Linked DNA regions of Homo sapiens: region 2 is linked to region 1. Evidence: chromatin contacts called from ENCODE Hi-C data. All regions are on one chromosome and are shown on one strand. Each heading gives the region's core, a stretch centred on a gene start or an enhancer-like site at or near the end of the contact. The rest is flanking DNA. Distances are from core to core; before and after follow the strand shown.

Region 1 (2,881 bases), core at 319-2,818:
AATTTAGGGATTCTTGTCTGTCCTATCCCCACCATTAGCTCTTCTTTCTGCTATTGTGGAATTACAGCAGGATTCTGTGGTTTATCATATCATTGTCGTGATCATCATCATAAATCATCATCCCAAGCAAATATTTTTGAGCCCCTACTCTGTGCCTCAATAGGTGCTAAGTTCTCGACAGCCACAGCCACACTATTGCACCAGTCCTCACTACAACCCTGTGATTGCTTCTTTTTTTTTTTTTTTTTTTTTGAGACAGGGTCTCACTCTGTTGCCCAGGCTGGAGTGCAGTGTCTTCACTGCAACTTCTACTTCCCAGGTTCAAGCGATACTTCTGCCTCAGCCTCCCGAGTAGCTGGGATTACAGGTGCGCACCACCATGCCTGGCTAGTTTTTATATTTTTAGTAGAGATGGGGTTTCACCATGTTGGCCAGGCTGGTCTGGAACTCCTGGCCTCAAGTGATCTGCCCACCTCAGCCTCCCAAAGTGCTGGGATTATAGGTGTGAGCCACCGCACCCTGCCAGCTTTTTGTTATCTAAAGACTTATTTTCCAGGTTGCTATGGCCACAGGCAAAGAGGAGAGGTCGGTCAACACAGGTCCCTGTCTGGAAAGTGGCTGAGAACTGTGCAACAGCAGACCAATGGTTGGGCTTATCCCTCTCTCTAATTTATGGTTGAAGCCATGGTTCAGAGAGGTTACTTAGTCACACAGTAAGTTGCCATCATGCTCTATAGCAGTGGTTCTCACCTCGGGACGATGGGGCCTTCCAGGGGACATTTGGCAATATTTTGAGACACAACTGGAGGTGGGGGGGGGCGGTTCTTGTAACTGGCATCTAATGGGTAGAGGCTAGGATATTGCTAAACATTCTACAATCCACAGCTCAGAAACAGAATTATTCCGCCCCAAATGTCAATAGCATACTATTCAGAAACCTTACTCTATAGGGCAGATTTGGGGCCAGGGGAAACAGGGGCTCCTGCTCCGACTTGGATCCATGCAAACCGAGGAATTTGGATTGATTTATCTTGTCTCTCTCAGCCTGGACTTTTTCATGTGTAAAATGGACATCCAATCCATCTGAAAGGATCTCACTGGCTTATGACATTCGCATTTGAGCAGTCATGGTTAAAAACTTCCAGCCAGGGTGATACTTCATCACGTGTGTGTCTTGAGCGCCAGAGACGTTCCAGAGCAGCTGGTTTTAGGCATACAGGAGGGGAAACCCTGACACCCTTGGAAAACTCATTCTCGGCTGCCAGTCTGCCTGTCTTGAAGGTGGTCTGAGCTTTCTCACTCCAAGCCAGTCGTGTGGGAAGGGACACTCTCTGAGCCTCAGTTTCCTCAGCTGTCAACCTCTCAGGGCTTGTTCTAGTGGCTCCGAAAGCCAGTGGGAGCGAGCGCGCTTTGCAAAGCCTTGGGCGCCGGGCCTTGGCGCGCCTTTGCCGGATCCTTCCGGCCACGGGCGGGGCGAGCCCAGAGGAGAAGAGCCGAGGGGCGGTGCCCGGGCCAGGGGGCGGAGGCAGGCGGCTCTGGCTCCCTCTCGGGACGCTCTTTCCTTCTTCCTCTTGTTCCTCCTCCTGCCTCTCTTCGCTTCGCCTGCAAACGCGGTGGGGGCTGCTCGGCGGTCAGGAGCAGGTGAGAGCTCGGAGCTTGGGGGTGGGGGTCCGGGTGCCCCGGGTGGCTAGACCCCTCTCGCCGGGCGGGGACAGAGGAGGAGCGCGGGGGCGACGGCGTGAGCGCGCTATCGGGGTCCCACGCCCGTAGCTTTCTGCCCCGGGGTTAGTGTAAGGGGCGTCTCCTGCTTATGAGTCGCCGGGACGGGGCTGGGAGCGCACGAGGAGACACGATTCCTCCCCACCCCTAAATGCACACTCACCCCGCCACCCCCCAACACACACACACATACACACACACACTACCACTAGATTAGGTAAAATGGTAGCTAGCACCACCACACCCCGAGACTGTGCCCCTTTCTGGGGAACCTGGGGAAGACGTCGAGGCAAACCTCCCTAGGATTATTGAAAACGGGCGCCTTCCTCACCACCCAGCCCCTCTTCTCCACCGAGGTCCCCTTCCCCATCGCTGCAGAGAGATCTGCAAGTATCAAAGGGGGCTTCTTTACCCCCAAATTAATAACTAAGTACTCGACTCCCCTCTGAGTTCCCATTATTCAGTCTCTGTGCCTTCTGGGACGCGGACCCCCTCTCCACCTGCATTTCACTCCCTTCCTCCTCTCCTTGGGTCTCCCTGGCTTTTGAACGCTGAAAGGCTGGGCCCGGATGGGGAGGGGCGGCCAGTGTGAGCTCGAGGCGCCCTGTAGCTCCCATCCCCCAACCAGAGATGTGACCCCTCCTCCCAGCTTGAACTTTCGAGGTAGCCGTTTTCCCCTGGAGGTTCGGGGGTGGGAGGGCCAGGAGATTTATTTGGAGCCTTGGAAGGGGAAAGGGTTAGCTGGTGTTGGCCTGGCCCAGTCCCCCAGGCGTGAAGAAGGCGGGGCACTCCTTGGCCGCGCCGGGTTCTCGCTTTCCCTTCTCGGGAGACAGCTCCGTGCCTGGGGAGGCCCCTCCGAGGAGTGAGTGACCAGGGGGTCTGGGAATTGGTGGCCAGGTAGACGCATTTGAAGGCTGTGGCCGATGGCATTCGCCCCACGCACTCTCTCATCGGACTCCCCAAACCGGTCTGGGTGGCACTTGAGGCTCCCAGGCCAAAGGAGACCTGTAAGGGGAACTCCGCTTGTTTCTGCTTGCTGCAGAGATGAGATTATGGGAACTGAGTGCTGGGAACATCCCAAGTTCAAGACCTACGCCAGAGGCAGCTTCAAAGAGAGAATGTGGGGTGGTGGGATTAGTCCCCTCCTCAACTTTCCCCTCCA
Region 2 (2,795 bases), core at 235-2,734, 790 kb after region 1:
AGACAATGGAGACTCCGAAAGGTGGAGGGGTGGGAGAGAGGTGAACGATGAGAAAGTACTTAATGGGTACCATGTACATTATTCGGGTGATGGGTACACTAAAAGCCCAGACTTCACCATTACTGCAATATATCCATATAACATAACTGTACTTGCGCCCCTTAAATTTATACAAATTTTTAAAAGGAAAAAATGGAAGTGTTCATCTATGTACCAACTTAAAATCATCTCACGCACCACTAGTGTTAAATCTACCACATGTGGGGAAACTGTGTGGTATGAATTGGGTTGAGGGCGTCCCCAGCAGGCACAGAAATTGGGTTGGTGCCAGGTTCTTAATGCCCAGATCTTAATTAGAGAGCCCAAGTCCGTTGTAGGCCTGGAGCAATTCAGACACAAGGCAAAAAGAAAGTACATTTGCCTATGCCTTGTAACGTCTACACCACCAGCCTTTCTGAAACTATTGTGCATACGAAGTCATCCCAGGATCTTGTAAAAACACCGATTCGGATCCAATATGGGACCTGGAGTTCATACATTTCTAATCAACTCCTAAATGATATTGATGCTGATACTGTCGGTTTCCCAACCAAGCAACGTAGCAAGGTACGAAACTCTAAAGTCCCTAAAGGGCAGGGACCACGCCTCTCGCGTTGGCATAGTGCCTAGCTCAAGGCACTTTCTGGGTTAACACTCGCTGAGGACCGGAGTGAACGCCCCCGCCCCAAGTCGTCACGTGACTGACTTTCTCCAACTGCCGGTTTCGGCTCACATAACACACCTACTATCCAAAACATTTCTATTTTCCTAACACAAAAACTATAGCTAAGTTTTTATATTCTATGTAGCCCCAGCCTAGGACGTAAATTCCACGAGACCAAAAGCCTTGTGATGATTCCCCGAGGTTGCTGACCCTCCCGGTGTGTCCCGGGCCTGCTCTGGGGGACACAGCGGCGAATACGTTGAACGAGGCCCCTGTTTCACGGAGCTAAAGATCCAGTAAGGACTTCACCCAGCGAGAGGCAACTACGCCGGGCTTCGATACCCAATACCTCTGCAGAAAGGTGGAGTGGCAGGAATCTCCTGAAGCCTCCAACGTCCAGGAACGCGGAAACCCAGGGCCTCCAGTGCAGGTGTCATCCCGGAGGGCGCATGCGGAGTCCCAAGAGAGGCGCGTCCCATTGGACAATGCTGAGCGGAAGAGCCCAAGATAGCGGGGGGAGTTGTGACAGGCTGCTGCAGACGTACTTAGAAAAGGGGTGCATACTGGATATTCAGGCTAGGAGAAGAACGCAAAAAGCAGTGACGTACATTATTCTCTGCATATATTTACTTGGGAAATTGTGCGTCTCCCTATTCTGAGTCTTGGAGGAATTGGACTGGTCCAACCTTATAAAGAGAGCAGTAGAGCGCGGCAGTATAGAGAGTACCTCACGAAGGGGACGTGGGAAAGTGTTAGCGGGGAACGCTGGGAAACTCCCGGCCTCCGCCACCATCTTGCTTTCCTTTAATCCGGCAGTGACCGTGTGTCAGAACAATCTTGAATCATGAAGCTACTAACCAGAGCCGGCTCTTTCTCGGTGAGCTCAGGTGGCGGGTTTGGGAAAGGGCTGGGGAGCAGTGTGTCGACAAGGTGATACGAGGCGGAGGTGTCTGGTCTGGGGTCTGGGCCTTGGGATTCGGTCTGCCCTTCAGCTGAACCCTGCGGGCCAAGTGGGCTGCAGACTGGGTCAGGCTTTGGAGGCCCAGCTCATGCTGTGAGCACAAGAGACCTAACACCGGGAAACCTGAAGAGAGGGGCAGGACGTGAGAGCGGAGTTGAAGCGAGTCCTTGGAGAGACTTCTGAAGGTCACTCCGGTACTCAAGTGCTGGAGAAAGAGACCGTGAAACCCAGGGGGAGCGGGAGGACGGCGCACTTAGCCCCCCACCTTCACTTTATCCGCTGCAGCCTCTGCTCCTTGGTTTATCACGGAGCGTCAGTTTCCCCAGCGAATAAAAGTATAAGAAAGGAGCTAATGCAGATAGAACACTTATTACAGTACCTGGAACTTCATTGTTAAATACTATGGTGTCTTAGTAGTCTAACGTTGCTTTTCTTGATCGTATGTTAGACGGTTCCTCCAAGACGTCTCTGTTTGTCCTCAAAAGCTCCTTAATTAAGTTTCCCCTTCAAGCCTAAATTAAACATAGCTGTCACTTGGGGAAAACTCACACATCAGGGTTATATCACTGTGGGACAGTGGTTATTAAGAGGGGTAAGGGGGAACACTTAAAAAATCATAGCGAGGGACAGAATGCCCCCAGGGAACCGGTGGCGATGTTTGGAGACATATTTAGTTGCAACAACTTGTAAGGAGGGTGCTATTGGCATGGAGAGGCCAGGGATGCTGCTAAACTTCGCCTTACAGCAAAGAATTATCTAGCCCCAAGTGCCAGTAGTAGTACCTGTGTTGAGAAACCCCCCTAGATGGAGATGCAGAAGACCAGACCTGGGCATGGAATGTTCTTATGCTTTATGTTTACATAAATGTGCTGTGGGCTATATCGATTTAGGCTGTAATTGCATTAACCTTCCAGGTATACCTAGACACACCAGTGATTACCCTTGGAGGGAAGCACGGTTAGATTGGCAAAAGACCCCAACATTTCCTTCTCCATTCTATTTTGCAACAGAAAAAGCTCAGAGAAAACAGTTGGAGAGGCCCAAAGTAAACAAATTGCAGTAAACTTGAAAGCAATTATTTATGTGTCTAATTTTAGCACTTTATATAGGAGAATAAACTTAGATATATCT

The links. A loop is a pair of places that touch in the nucleus more often than their neighbours do. Pooled maps may share reads with other maps.
Region 2: a map of B cell shows a loop between it and region 1 (20-fold over the local background). The contact joins the promoter of UQCRC2 here to the promoter of LDAF1 in region 1. A Hi-C loop is called at or near these places in 3 of 168 maps with a recorded cell type or tissue (B cell, heart left ventricle and heart right ventricle), 1 of 37 single-sample maps with no recorded cell type and 10 of 50 pooled maps.

Annotation. Positions count from the first base shown.
Region 1 is chr16:21,157,106-21,159,986 of GRCh38, forward strand. It overlaps LDAF1 (lipid droplet assembly factor 1), which reads left to right and starts at 1,569. Exons shown (of 5, transcript NM_001301771.2): 1 at 1,569-1,641. It also overlaps a transcript of DNAH3 not described here. RefSeq lists silencers at 1,449-1,578, 1,629-1,808 and enhancers at 2,066-2,566, 2,701-2,850.
Region 2 is chr16:21,951,877-21,954,671 of GRCh38, forward strand. UQCRC2 (ubiquinol-cytochrome c reductase core protein 2) reads left to right here and starts at 1,485. Exons shown (of 14, transcript NM_003366.4): 1 at 1,485-1,580. The coding sequence starts at 1,548. RefSeq lists enhancers at 818-1,277, 1,366-2,083, 1,598-1,767, 1,778-1,827.